Regions from separate parts of the Homo sapiens genome. Here region 1 is linked to region 2. A link is a contact called in ENCODE Hi-C data. All regions are on one chromosome and are shown on one strand. Each heading gives the region's core, a stretch centred on a gene start or an enhancer-like site at or near the end of the contact. The rest is flanking DNA. Distances are from core to core; before and after follow the strand shown. Region 1 holds the start of WDR91 (WD repeat domain 91). Region 2 holds the start of ARF5 (ARF GTPase 5).

The links. Hi-C counts contacts between places; a loop is a spot of excess contacts on that map. Pooled maps may share reads with other maps.
Region 1: a map of B cell shows a loop between it and region 2 (34-fold over the local background). The contact joins the promoter of WDR91 here to the promoter of ARF5 in region 2. A Hi-C loop is called at or near these places in 2 of 168 maps with a recorded cell type or tissue (B cell and CD8-positive, alpha-beta T cell) and 6 of 50 pooled maps.

Annotation. Positions count from the first base shown.
Region 1 is chr7:135,210,246-135,217,485 of GRCh38, forward strand. WDR91 (WD repeat domain 91) reads right to left here and starts at 1,281. Exons shown (of 15, transcript NM_014149.4): 1 at 1,135-1,281. The coding sequence starts at 1,257. RefSeq lists a silencer at 984-1,523.
Region 2 is chr7:127,585,155-127,592,093 of GRCh38, forward strand. ARF5 (ARF GTPase 5) reads left to right here and starts at 3,257. Exons shown (of 6, transcript NM_001662.4): 1 at 3,257-3,411; 2 at 3,929-4,009; 3 at 4,331-4,440; 4 at 4,912-4,983; 5 at 5,809-5,934; 6 at 6,059-6,546. The coding sequence starts at 3,345. The coding sequence ends at 6,145. It overlaps LOC105375490 (a long non-coding RNA gene), which reads right to left and starts at 4,692. Exons shown (of 5, transcript XR_007060511.1): 1 at 4,602-4,692. GCC1 (GRIP and coiled-coil domain containing 1) reads right to left here and starts at 442. Exons shown (of 2, transcript NM_024523.6): 1 at 1-442. The coding sequence starts at 28. It overlaps LOC105375489 (a long non-coding RNA gene), which reads right to left. Exons shown (of 3, transcript XR_007060513.1): 2 at 6,659-6,850; 3 at 4,715-4,797. RefSeq lists enhancers at 1-790, 2,078-2,704, 2,705-3,330, 3,331-3,957, 3,958-4,583 and 1 more and a silencer at 3,094-3,583.

The DNA.
Region 1 (7,240 bases), core at 31-2,530, 7.6 Mb after region 2:
AGGCTGAGGCAGGAGAATCGCTTGAACCCAGAAGGCAGAGGTTGCAGTGAGCTGAGATCGTGCCACTGCACTCCAGCCTAAGCGACAGAGTGAGACTTTCTGTCAAAAAAGAAAAAAAAATGGCAGTGTTGCTTAACTGTAGTTTCAGTTACCTCACATTTTTAAAAAAGGGGGTGGGGTGAAGAAGAGCTATGAGACAATCTCCACAATTCCCAGATCCCAAGGATCATGAGGAGGTGCATGGACTGACTCCTTCAAGTCATCAAAGTTCCACGAAGCCGTGGTAGCTGCTCAGAGTGTCAGCCAAGGAAGTCACCTTCTTGTGAGGAGCAATTACAGCAGAGTACAGAATCTGGAAAAGGGTTTGGATATCAATACCAATCCAATGCCCCTAGTTTATAGATCAGGCCACTGAAGCCCAGAGGGGTGAAATGATTTGCTTTTGCCACTAAGTAGCCACTAACTTTGGCCAGGCAGGAAACCAGATCTCCTAACTCCCCTCCAGTGCTCTTGCTGTTAGCTCACTGCCTCTCATTGAAGTCAGTACACACAAACATACAAATCACACACATATACATTCCAAGAACCTCGCAATGGAAAATCATTTTAGAGCAGGGGAAGTTTGGGTTTCTCTAATGTGCCATGAGGTCTTCCACAACTGCAGAAGCAAAATTGCCGATGAGTCCCTGACGAGGCCATTTTAAACAAACACCGCAGATACTTGAACGCAGCTAACGTTTTGGACTGCAGACTTCTTTGCTTCCACTGCCACTGGAAGCCAACACGAATATCTGTTGCCAAAACGCAACCATCTACCTAACCTCGGCTCCTAAAACCTCATCGCCATCCTGGCCAAGGAGGCTGGAGTGGAGACAGAACCCTAGACCAGGAGCCGGGGCATCGGGGCTCCAGCCTCGGCGATGCTCCTGACTCGGGGGGCGGCTTCAGGCAGGTCCTGTCCGTCTGAGGGTCTCAGTTCCTCATCCGTCAAGCTGGGGTCGGACGCGCTGAGGTCTCCGGCGCCCCGGCGCGAGTGACAGCGCCGCTCTCGCCCCGGAGGCAGTGCTGGGGGGAAGCCCGCTCCCCGGCTCCCTCGGGCCGCCTCTGCCCGCGCCGCTCCCGCCGGCCTCTCACCCGGAACCCCTTCTCCTTGTCCGCCTTGATCTCGGCGTCCAGCTGCCGCAGTGTGTGCGTGAACCCGCGGAAGAGCAGGTACTCCCGGACCAGCTCGTCAGTGCGCTCCACGGCCTCCGCCATCGCAGCGCTAGCGTCTTTAGGGGTGGTGCGGTGAGGGACGGAGGGGCGGGGCCTGGGAGAAATGGGGCGGGGCCGGACGCGGGCGCCGAGCACGTCACGCCGCGACAGGCCTACCAGCCCGCACGCACTGGGCGACCAGCCTGAGGCCCCGCCCCTCGGCCGGCTCCCCGCCCGAGGCCCCGCCCCTGAGCCAGCCCCAGCCCGCCTGGCCGCTCGAGTCACCCTTACCCCTCCCGAGGAGTGGCGAGGGGAGGTCCTGGCGGCGCCGGCGGCGGCTTTGTCTGAATTACTGAAAGTGGCGGCTGCCACCCACGTCAAACAAGACTGGATCTTAAGAACATCCCAGGTAGTCCCGAGGCGGGCAGGGGGTGCGGCGCCCTGTTGGTTGGCGTTACATCGCAGAGCTCCCGGTCCCCTGCCCTCCTCCTACACGGAGGAAGCTGGAGCCCTAAGAGCAGAGTGACCTGCGTGAAGCCACAACACGCGTGTCCTCAGAGAGCGCTAACTCCCCCAAATCTCTGCTTTCATTAGTAAGACGAATTGGCTACACAGCAAGATAACCAAGATGCACTGCTAGGATAGGCAAATTTCATAGCAGTGTATGTACGCTATAGTCCTGGTTTCTTGTGAAAAAAAAATTAGGTATGTATGTGTGTACATTTTTTAAATTCAGGAAGATTATACACCAAGTTCCTATGCAGTCGGGTCTCTGCATCCTCGGGTTCCGCATTCACGGATTCAACCAACGAGGATTGAAAATATTTTTTCCAAAGTTTTAAAAATAAAAAATAGCCGGGCGCAGTGGCTCACACTTGTAATCCTAACATTTTGGGAGGCCAGGGTAGGCGGATCTCTTGGCCCCAGGAGTTGGAGACCAGCCTGGACAACATGACGAAACCACATCTCCACAAAAAAAAAAAAAAAAAAAAAATGCGGAGCGCAGTGGCTCACGCCTGCAATCCCAGCACTTTGGGAGGCCGAGGTGGGCGGATCACCTGAGGTCGGGAGTTTGAGACCAGCCTGACCAACATGGAGAAACCCCGTCTCTACTAAAAATACAAGATTAGCCGGGCGTTGTGGCGCATGCCTGTAATCCCAGCTACTCGGGAGGCTGAAGCAGGAGAATCGCTTGAACCCAGAAGGTGGAGGTTGCAGTGAGCCGAAATCGCGCCATTGCATACCAGCCTGGGCAACAAGAGCGAAACTCTGTCTCAAAAAAAAAAAAAAAAAAAAATTAGCCGGGCGTGGTGGTGCTGCCTGTGGTCCCAGCTACTTGGGAGGCTGAGGCAGGAGGATCACTTGAGCCCAGGAGGTCGAGGCTGCAGTGAGCTGTGATTGTACCACTGCACTCCAGCCTGGGTGACAGAGCAGGACACCGTCTCAGTTTAAAAAAGAATACAATTTTTAAAAACACAAATTAAATATAGCATAACAACAATTTACATAACATGTACAATGTATTCAGTATTATAAGCAATGTAGAGATTATTTAAAGTATACAGGAGGAAGTGTATAGGTTAGATGCAAATACTAGGCCTTTTTACATCAGGGCATCCATGGATTTTGGTCTTCTAGGGAGGGTCCTAAAACCAACCCCCTGCAGATACCAAGTGACAATTGGAGTGGTTTTATCTGAGAGGTGAGACTATGAAGGACTTCTTGTTTTTTACTTTCTTTTTATTGTTGAAGTTTTTACAAGGTGCACGTATTTTTGTAAGTAGGAAAATAGCCAATATCTTTGAGACTTGCTTCTGCAGAATGGTGACAATAGGCCGGGCGCGGTGGCTCACGCCTGTAATCCCAGCACTTTGGGAGGCGGAGGCAGGCGGATCACAAGGTCAGGAGATCGAGACCATCCTGGCTAACACGGTGAAATCCCGTCTCTACTAAAAATACAAAAAATTAGCCGGGCGTGGTGGCGGGCGCCTGTAGTCCCAGCTACTCGGGGGGGCTGAGGCAGGAGAATGGCGTAAGCCCGGGAGGCGGAGCTTGCAGTGAGCCGAGATCGCGCCACTTCACTCCAGCCTGGTCGACAGAGCGAGACTCCGTCTCAAAAAAAAAAAAATGGTGACAATAACACCCACCTTGCACAGTAGTAATGAAGATTTAATAAGACAGTGTATGTAAAACGCTTAGCACAGTGAATGGCCTATTGGTAAAATGCATGGAGTGTTCCCTTCTCCTTCCCTCGAATGGTATGACTTTTCGTGTTTGTCAAAATACAACTCAGAATCATTGCTGCCCCTCTGCTCAGACCCTCCACTCCTACTCTATGGAAATTCAGCTCCAAAAGGGCTCTGATCTACACTAGAGAAAGCCAAAAAGATAGCACAGGGCAAGCCACAGCAGGACGAGACAGACCTTGTTCTGCCCTCTTTGTTTGCCCTACCTGTCTCCACAAGTGTACCCTCCAGGCAGCTAAACTTGCCTCAAGGGCAGGAAAGGAGAGTCACCACTGTGACTACTGGGAGACCAACTCCTACTTTGAGATCTCAGATCATCAAAGTGAACTTGGAAAATTTGGACAAGTTGCAACCACCAAAGCTTCCACCTACAGGAAAGTTGTGAAGTAGATTTCCCTAAGGGCACCTGAAGTCTGCAACCATAGTTCTCACCTCCCCCACCTCCATCTGCCCTGACACTTCCCAGACCAGAGCCTGTAAAACCAGCTAAGATTAGTTTTCTGATCAATGAAAGGCAGCTCCTCAGAGCTTAAGTACAAGCCGTTTGTTCTACAGGAATGTCTTCTCCAAGATACCCACAGGGATAGCTGCCTTTCCTCCTTCACGCATTTGCTCAAATGTCACTGTCTTAGTCCTTTGGGGCTGCAATTTTTTTTTTTTTTAGAAATGCCATAAACTGGGTGGCTTATAAGCAACAGAAACTTATTTCTCATAGTTCTGGAGGGTGGAAAGTCCAAAATCAAGACACTAGCAGATTCATTGTCTGCTGGATGCCCACTGTCTGGTTCATAGATAGTGCCAAGTTACATGCTCAGTAGAGAGCATCCATCGCCATAGCCTTTGGTAGATAAATCTTTTCTTACTGTAGTCAGTTCCTTAAAAAGTCATGAGCACCTCTGAAAACTGGAAATGGCCCACAATGATCCATCCAGTAATTCACAGGTTTCCTATTGGTAGCCCTCATGCTTGTTGTAGGAGGCAGCCTATGTATATGTTAATCTTTCGTTCACTGAAAATCAGTGACACACAATAGATACCCTTTTTCACTTCTCAAATTAGTAATTTTTAAAATGTATTGCCCACTGTTGGTGAACATAAAATGAAAGGGGCATTGTCATTAAGCTTCAGAAGGAGCTACTTTTCTAGGAGTCAATTTATAGATTATCAAAGCTTCCAAAATGTTTCTACTCTTTAGCCCAGTGATCCCACTTAATTTCTTTAATTTCCCTTAAAAAAATAATTTTAAAAATAAGCTGAAAGAAAAAAAAAAAGGCTGGGCACAGTGACTCACACCTGTAATCCTAGCACTTTGGGAGGCCCAAGTGGCAGAATCGATTGAGGCCAGAAGTTATGACCAGCCTGAGCAACATAGGGAGACCCCGTCTCTATTTTTTTAAAAAAGAAAGTAAATTAATTTAAACATTAAAAATAAGATTTATGCAGAATGGGGTTTTTTTTAATAAAAGTGCAACTTATCTTTAATAATGGAAGTTATTTACAATAGTGAAAGGTATAAGTATTTAGAGGCTACAGTGAGTTACCCTCCAAGATCTTGGGAATGAAGAAATTGTACTTCCCACTGAGAGTTAAACGGCAAAATCAACCTAAGATGGTTTAGAGTCCAAGGATGCAAAATCAGTGGAAAGAGAGAGAAAAGATATTAGGCTCACTGGCCTTGGTTGAGGACATTCACTTCCAAAATAAATATTATGTCAGTCGGAAGAGGTTTTAAACACAGGCACCCAGAAACCAGAGAGTGCCATGGGCAGGGCCCATGCTCATTTGCAACACAGCCGGCACTTGTCCTATGTTCTGACCTATGGCAAGGCCATCCCCAAAATGAGAAGGTGGCACTAGACCATCCCAAAATTGGGCCCCGATAGGCATCCCACTCCGCTTTTCCTGGTACAAAGCTCACAAAAAGACCATTTGTGTCCTCAGCATTTGACTACATGGAAACATAGCATTCCAGTGTCTTCCTCCTGGTAAACTAAAAGGCAGTTTTTGATTACAATAGTCTTCCAACATAGGTGGAAAGGATATCATTTATGCCAGTGTTACCACGAATAGTCCCTGTGTGACAGTTATATGTCTCATTCAGATTTACAAAGTGACATCGTGATATATTCTTCAGGCCCCTGTGCAATGAGGTTAGCACAAATCAGCCTTTCAGAACTTAGTCACTCCTGGGGACTACAGGAACCAGTTCCAGCGGGTCTGTACACACCAGTTCCACATGCAGGAGTCTTATTACTGATTTCTACAAGGAGAAAGAAATCTCAAACAACCAAATGTTCAACATTAGAGGAAATCTTATACATCATGCTACCTCTATCCCATGTAATATTATGCAATTGTCAAAGTTTTTGTTTTTTAAGATAATTTAATTATTTGGAGAAATAGTTATAATACAATGTGTTTAAAATTATGATTCACACTCTAGAAACCAATTTGGCAGTTTCTTACAAGATTAAGCATGCAAATACCATACAACCCAGTAATGACACTCAGGTATTTGTCCCAGAGAAAGGAAAACATAGATTTTTACATAAAAACCTGTACACAAAGCTTTATTCATAATAGCCAAAACTGGAAACAACCCAGATGTCCTTCAACAGCATGATTCCATGTATAGAACATTTTTGAAAAGCCAAAATGTAGACATGGAAAACAGATTAGTGAAGGCCATGAAGACGGATGGGCACGTGGGAGGAGGGTGAGGAAGGAAGGGTTGTGATTTTTAAAAGGGCAACACAAAGGATCCTTGTGGCAATGGAATTGTTCTGCATCTTGACTGTGGTTATAGACGCACAAGCCTAACATGATAAATTGTATAGAAGTAAATACACACACACGTACAAGTAAAATAGGGAATTTTGAATAAGATCAGTAAATGTCAGTATCCTGGTTATGATATTGTACAAGATGTTACTATTGGAGAAAACTGAATAAAGGGTACAACGGGATCTCTCTGAATTATTTCTTTCTTTTTTTCCTTTTATTTTTAGTTGGCATGTAATAATTGTACATATTTATGGGATACAGAGTGATATTTCTTTTCTTTTTTCTTTTTTTTGAGACAGACTTTTTTTGAGACAGACTTTTTTTTTGAGAGACAGACTTTTTCTTTTTGAGACAGACTTTTCTTTTTTTTTTTTTTTTTTTTTTTTTTTTGTTTGAGACTGGGAAACAGTCTCACTCTGTTTCCCAGACTGAAGTGCAATGGTGCAATCTTGGCTCATTGCAACCTCTGCCTCCCGGGTTCAAGTGATTCTTCTGCCTCAGCCTCCCGAGTAGCTGGGATTACAGGCATGAGCCACCACGCCCAGCTAATTTTTGTATTTTTAGTAGAGACAGGGTTTCACCATGTTGGCCAGGCTGGTCTCCAACTCCTGGCCTCAAGAGATCCACCCACCTCAGCCTCCCAAAGTGCTGGGATTACAGGCATGAGCCACCGTGCCTGGCCCAGAGTGATATTTCAATACACATATACAATGTGTAATCATCAAATCAGAGTAATTAGCATATCCATCACCTCAAACATTTATCATTTCTTCATATTGTGAACGTTCAAAATCCTTTCTTTCTCTATATTATTTCTTATAACTGCTTATTAATCTATAGTTAATTAATCTATAGTTATATCAGAATAATAAGTTTAATTTTTAAAAGTTGATACAAAACTGTAGGTGCAATACCATTGCTTTGCATATTCTTGATCATATGTACACACAAAAAATCTTAACAATTATTAGCTCTAGGTAGTAGAGGTGTTGGATTTTATAAGTGATTTCTGAGTT
Region 2 (6,939 bases), core at 2,007-4,506:
CCCCGAAATTCATCCCAAACTTCTCCATGGAGGGTCTGAACGGATTGCCCCACGTCAGCTTTCCAGCAGAACGGGAGAGGGCCGTGAAGACGCAGGCGGGGGCTTAAAGAAACAGCGAGCGGGCTGTCCGGCGGCGGGCCGCACACCTACTCCACCTAGTTATCCCGGACCTAATGCGGAACGGCCGGACGGACTGGCGAAAGCGGCCGCCCGGTCCCAGGCCCGGAGGGCTGGGGCGGATTCTACCCCGGAGGCGGGGCGACACTGGCACCAGAGGTGCGCACTGCCAGGGCTCGTTAGCGCTGGCCCAGAAGCCGCTCCGCACTCTCCGCTCGTCTGGGCCACAGCAGCCCGGGCCGGCCCCCTCGGCCCACGTCGGCCAGAGGGTTACGCTGAGCTCGGTCCCATCACGACATCCTAACTAAAGCTGCCTGCCGACAACGGCGCTTCCGTGTCCGCTGGAAGTGACGTCAGCGAGGCGCCGCAGGCTCCGCCCCCAGTGGGCCCAAGGTAGGCGGGGCCAAGTCGGCCGGTGGGTGGGCGCGGCCTGTTGAGAACGCAGTGGGGCCGCGAGCGGCAAAAAACAGGCTTGGGAAAGGCGAAGCCAGCAAAGTCGAAGACACCAGAGTGGCACCGGTTTTGTGAGAGCGCCCAAGCTTGACCTCGGGCTACGCTCAGCGAGCGACAGAGCAACGTCGCACTGCATTCTTACCAAACACCCAGGTGAACGACGCATCCAACGATTTGGGAGCTCAGGACCCATGGTCCCTAAAAGGCAACAATTAAGACTCCCATTTAGACCACGAAAACTGCAGTCCTCTATAGCACAGTGCTTGGTACCTAGTAGGCATACAGCCTAATAGTACCCTTCCTTAGTTCTGCTGAGTTGATTCCACAAATATTTACGGAGGGCACTCTATAGCCATGTCTATCCTGAGTGCCAGCTATATACCAGGAGCTCACAAGAGTTTTGCTATTTAGTCTTTACAGTAATTCTTGTAAGCACTATACTCATTAGCACTATTTTACAGATATGAAAACATGAGGCAGAAAGGTTATACGTAACATGCCCAAGGTCACACAGCTAGTAAGTTTAGGAGTTCTAATCAGTCTGATTCTCAACGTATCACGTGCTGTGCCAGATGGTAACACCATTAAGAGACACGACCTTGCCCTCAGGGAGCTCGCAATCTAGTGAGGAACCAGACATACAAATATGTCCTGCTATCACACCAGTATGTCTGGGTATATTCAAAGTGGTATGAAAGTTAAGAGGAAAGAGGCCTGTCTAGGTGAGGCATGGAAGGCTCTTGGGAATAATACTTTGGGATTTGAAGGATGAGTCGTGATTGTCCACCTAACCAGAGATCAGGGAAACTAGCATTCCAGGCAGGTGGAAAAAAATGCAAAGACCTGTAGGGTATCGGAGTTTGACTCACCCAGAAAGCATTCAGTAGCTTAGGGTATGTGAAGGAGGTGACAACAGAGGGGCTGGCACAATAGGTAGGGACCCAACTTATGGCATTTAAATTTTATCTTGGGTTATAGTAAGGCCCTAATGGATTTTAATCTGAAAAGTGGGATGTCATCAAGACTTGTATGACATGTTGGAGGGAACAAGGGGCAGGAAACCTGTGAGGAGACTTTCAGTCATGGGGAACAGAAGGTAGTGACAACAGAGATGGAAGCAAAGAGGCTGATAAAAGAGCTAAATGTAGAATTGACCTAACTTGGTGAACACTAGTTCTGTTATTATATTGGAACTCTCTAAAATGTACTCTTCAGCCTCGTAAAAGCCTTCTTAGGGATGCAAGTCTATGACTGAAGAGAAAAGGAAAGTCATTCACTCACTCATACCTGTTTCCCAAAGTCTGTCCTTGTTACAGACTTTGCAGATCAGGATGGGGCAGGCCCTGGAGGTCTGTTCAGACCCCGTTTCTCAGTGGCCCAAATAACATCAAGCTGTATTATACATAACATTCAGTCACATTATCAAATCATTTTAAGATTCACCATAACCCCTTAAGTTAGAACAAGTCTCATTTTATAGATGATGAAATAACGGAAGAGTTATGAGGAGTGCTGAAGCCAAATCCTCAAGAAATGGCAGAATTAAGATTTGAACTAAAGCCTGAAATCACGTGCTGGCAAGTGGTGGGTGCTCAGTAAATATCTGCTGAAAAAGCAAATGAATGAGTGAAGGTTTTTTTATTCCCAGCTCAGTTTACCTCGAGTCCATAAACAATTGATCCTAGAAGCCCACTGGGAATCCAGAGTAGACATAACACCTACCCTCGCTCCATTGAGAATCTATCAGTCCAGTTCAACTGAACAAGCATTTGTTAGGCCTAATAATGCCTGGCAATGAGCCAGTCTCCACCGCAGAAGAATTTCATTCCTATTTTGCTATTCTCCTCTCAGATGTTAAAATGAGGCAGGGAAATGACATGTGAAGCTCTTTGGGTCTACGGAGTCAAGATCTTCACAAAATCCTGAATGGATGTGCAAGAATAAGCCAGGTCCACAAGTCTGTGGCAAAGTGAGGAACTTCGGCAAAGCGGCCAGCGCCTGGACTGAGAGGCGGGGCCCGCAGGGCGATCCAAACGAAGGTGGACTTCTCCAACAGCCCAGGAGTGGGTCTGTGACCCCGCCGCCCAAGGCCGGGAATCTTACACTGGTTCTGCGGATTGGGAATTAGGAAGTAGGCGTTTTGAGGAACCATGGAAGCTAGCTAGCACTCGGGCACCTTCCCCTACCTCCCGCGCACTCTTCACACGACCACCTACTACGCGCAAGTCCCTCGGTGGAAGATGAGGCAGTAAAGGGAGGACCAAGACCCCTAATCGCAGCTTCCACTCCCCAAAGGAGAGTGGTGCACACGTTCAGTGCTACTGGTTCCCAAGGGCTAAAACCGGAGCCCCTAGGGGCCTGGACGCAACAAACCAAAGCCCAGCGGCCGGCCACTGAAAATGGGGGCAGGGGCCGCTGCGGAGCGATGAATCCTTTCCTCAGCCGCGCTCGGGCTGCCGGTTCGGCGGCCACAGGCCTGGCAGGCGCGTTAGAGACCTAGACCCGTTCCCAAGTAAGGGCCGCACGGGACCCAGGCCAGCAGCGGCAACTCGCGGAGCTTCAGCTCCCCTAGGAGCCAGAGCCGGGGGAGGCGGGGCCGAGAGCCGGGGGCGGGGCCCGGACGGGGGCGGGCCCGCGGTGACGTCGGGAGGGCAGCGACGCGCGGAGGCGGCGGCGGAGCCTCCTCCTGCTGCTGCTGCGCCCCATCCCCCCGCGGCCGGCCAGTTCCAGCCCGCACCCCGCGTCGGTGCCCGCGCCCCTCCCCGGGCCCCGCCATGGGCCTCACCGTGTCCGCGCTCTTTTCGCGGATCTTCGGGAAGAAGCAGATGCGGATTCTCATGGGTGAGGCAGATCGAGCGCGCGGCCCGGACCGGGGCGCCGGCCCCGGCGCAGCCCTTCCGCCCCCGCGTCCCTCCAGCCCCGCTCACCTGGGTCTCTGGCCCCGAGTCACCCACCTCATAACGCCCCGGGGCCTCTGCTCTCGGGCGGGTCCCGGTCTGCATCGCCGACCCCGGGGCCTGACACCCGGAGCTGCGGGCCTGGGTGGGGTGAAGCTCCCTCCGCCCCAGCCCGGCTGGTAAGAAGGGAGGATTCCGCCCTTGGAGACGACTTTTAAAACGAGCGCGGCCTACCTCCCGTGCCCCTTGCCTCCCAGTCCTCTCCCGCTCCGCGCCCTCTTTGGAGTTGGCTCACGCCACCCGACTGCCCTCCAGGCCTCAAAGGTAGATAACGACGCGCACCTGGAGGCGCTCCCGCTCTCCGCCCCAGTCACCATCAGCTGTTGTGGCCTCTCCCTTTCCCTGGTCTCTAGGGGGCTCCCTCGCTCCCATCTCCATCCCTGTGCCCCTTTCCGTTGCAGTTGGCTTGGATGCGGCTGGCAAGACCACAATCCTGTACAAACTGAAGTTGGGGGAGATTGTCACCACCATCCCAACCATAGGTGAGCCCGGGGACGAAGCAGGGAGCGGGAGCGCCGCGGCGGGCCCTCGCGGGGTCTGCTCCCAGTTCTGCCACTTTTCTGGAGCTGACCCTGACACCAGATACAGCTATTTGAGAAGTGGGTCAGGGTATCTCTACGTGGATACCGGAGGCAGGGTGGATGTGACCTAGCCCCGCCCTGTTGACCGCCAGTTCTGGGGTTCTGTTCCCCTGGGCCTTGATCATTGCCTTCTGGTTTTGTGTCCCTGCTGAAATCTAAGTAGTTTTAGTGAGTTCCTTTCTTTCAGGAGTTTTCTCATCTTTTTTTTCCAATTATCTGCAGGCTTCAATGTAGAAACAGTGGAATATAAGAACATCTGTTTCACAGTCTGGGACGTGGGAGGCCAGGACAAGATTCGGCCTCTGTGGCGGCACTACTTCCAGAACACTCAGGTGGAGTGTTGGGAGGGGACTTTCTAACCCCACGGGAAAAGGTGTTAGGGCTGGGAGAACAGAATTGTTGGCCTAGGCTGGGCCCCCAGGCCAAGGAAAAAACCCTTCCCCACTTCTACCCCTTCTGTTTGGCTATCCCCTACTCACTCTTCAGAACTCACCTTAGTCTTCCCCAGCTTGGACTTCTCTTTAGAAGCAGGATTCTGGGACCAGGCTGCCTGATTTAGCCCTCATAACATGTCTTTATTTCCTTGCACATCTTTGGATAAACTACTTCCTCTTTGCAGTGGGGTCTCTAGTTTGTGCCATGACTCCTGTAGAGCTTCTATAGAGTTCTGTAAACTTCTGTAGAGTTTACTAGATGAGAAGGATTGACACAATTACAAATGGGAAGAAAACAGAAAGGGCCACACTACGGTATGTCCCAGGCAGAAGTGATTGCTTCTCCTTTCTTCCTTCCTTCCTGCCCAGGGCCTCATCTTTGTGGTGGACAGTAATGACCGGGAGCGGGTCCAAGAATCTGCTGATGAACTCCAGAAGATGGTGAGTACCCAGAGCCCTGGGAACTGAGCCCTCAGCTTGGGGACAGAGTGATCTCTGTAGTGGTATAGAAGTCAGGGAGCCCCCAACAGGCATTGAAGACCAGGAATATAAGTTTTTCTTTGTGGACAGACACATTGTGTATCTCACCCTGTTTTGGATGGGAGTGACTTTTTCACTTTTTCTGTGCATTGTCTTGTCTTTTTTTTTTTTTGAAATGGGAGTTTTGCTGTTGTTGCCCAGGCTGGAGTGCAATGGTGCAATCTCGGCTCACTGCAACCTCCGTCTCCCGGGTTCAAGCAATTCTCCTGCCTCAGCCTCCCAAGTAGCTGGGATTACAGGCGCCCGCTGCCATGCCCAGTTAATTTTTGTATTTTTAGTAGAGACGGGGTTTCACCATGTTGGCCAGGCTGGTCTTGAACCCCCAACCTCAGGTGATCCACCCGTCTTGGTCTCCCAAAGTGCTGGGATTACAGGAGTGAGCCACTGCGCCCGGCCGCATTCTCATGTCTTTACATCTGAGTCTGAGAAGTTGTGGGAGAGATGGGACTTATATGTGGCAAAGAGAAACATTTTACATTCCTGCCTTTTCCATTTGGAAATGTTGTCATTTTGCCTAGGCAAGTACTCAAATTAGGAAAAGGTCTTTCTTTTCTGGACTTATGGGCTCAGGTCACCTCAAGCTCATTTACAACTATGTCTTGTCTTCAACGGCAGACTGCACAATACTTTTTTTTTCCAATCAAGATGCTAGGAGGTAGAAAGGGAATTCCCCAACACAGTAGAGGAGACGCAGCCTGGGTCCCACCTTCTCTTCTCCTCTCTCAGCTGCAGGAGGACGAGCTGCGGGATGCAGTGCTGCTGGTATTTGCCAACAAGCAGGACATGCCCAACGCCATGCCCGTGAGCGAGCTGACTGACAAGCTGGGGCTACAGCACTTACGCAGCCGCACGGTAGGGGTCCTGCCCACCTGGTGCTGAATCCTGCCTCTTGAGGGAAGCTGCAGGCTGGGACAGAGATATAAAGGCATTCCTTTTGTTCCTGGTTGCTGACCTCTTTCTTTCCTTTTCCCCACAGTGGTATGTCCAGGCCACCTGTGCCACCCAAGGCACAGGTCTGTACGATGGTCTGGACTGGCTGTCCCACGAGCTGTCAAAGCGCTAACCAGCCAGGGGCAGGCCCCTGATGCCCGGAAGCTCCTGCGTGCATCCCCGGGATGACCAGACTCCCGGACTCCTCAGGCAGTGCCCTTTCCTCCCACTTTTCCTCCCCCATAGCCACAGGCCTCTGCTCCTGCTCCTGCCTGCATGTTCTCTCTGTTGTTGGAGCCTGGAGCCTTGCTCTCTGGGCACAGAGGGGTCCACTCTCCTGCCTGCTGGGACCTATGGAAGGGGCTTCCTGGCCAAGGCCCCCTCTTCCAGAGGAGGAGCAGGGATCTGGGTTTCCTTTTTTTTTTCTGTTTTGGGTGTACTCTAGGGGCCAGGTTGGGAGGGGGAAGGTGAGGGCTTCGGGTGGTGCTATAATGTGGCACTGGATCTTGAGTAATAAATTTGCTGTGGTTTGTACACGGTGTTGTCTGTAGCCTGCAAAGGAGAGGCTAGGTTACTGGGTACCAAGAGACAACGTGGGAGAGGATCAAAGCAGCTAAGGCTGCAGGGCAACCCCACCCACACATACCCTCAGCTCAGCTTCTCCCTCCTTATTCTTGGGCTGGAAATACTGTAGGGTTTACAGTGGTGCAAATCTCATTCCTTCCCAGCTCCAAGGAGCCTTTGCTGAAGATTACAGGATCTCCCTTCATAGTTCCATGAACCACGTAATTGTTTCCCATCATTCTCGTAGCTACTTAGAGCCGTTCTTAATGTTTGCCTTACACATTAAAATTAGAGGGGGAGAGAATGTGCGTTAATAATACGAATCCTGAGGTACATTTCAGAAAATGTGATTCATCAGGACTA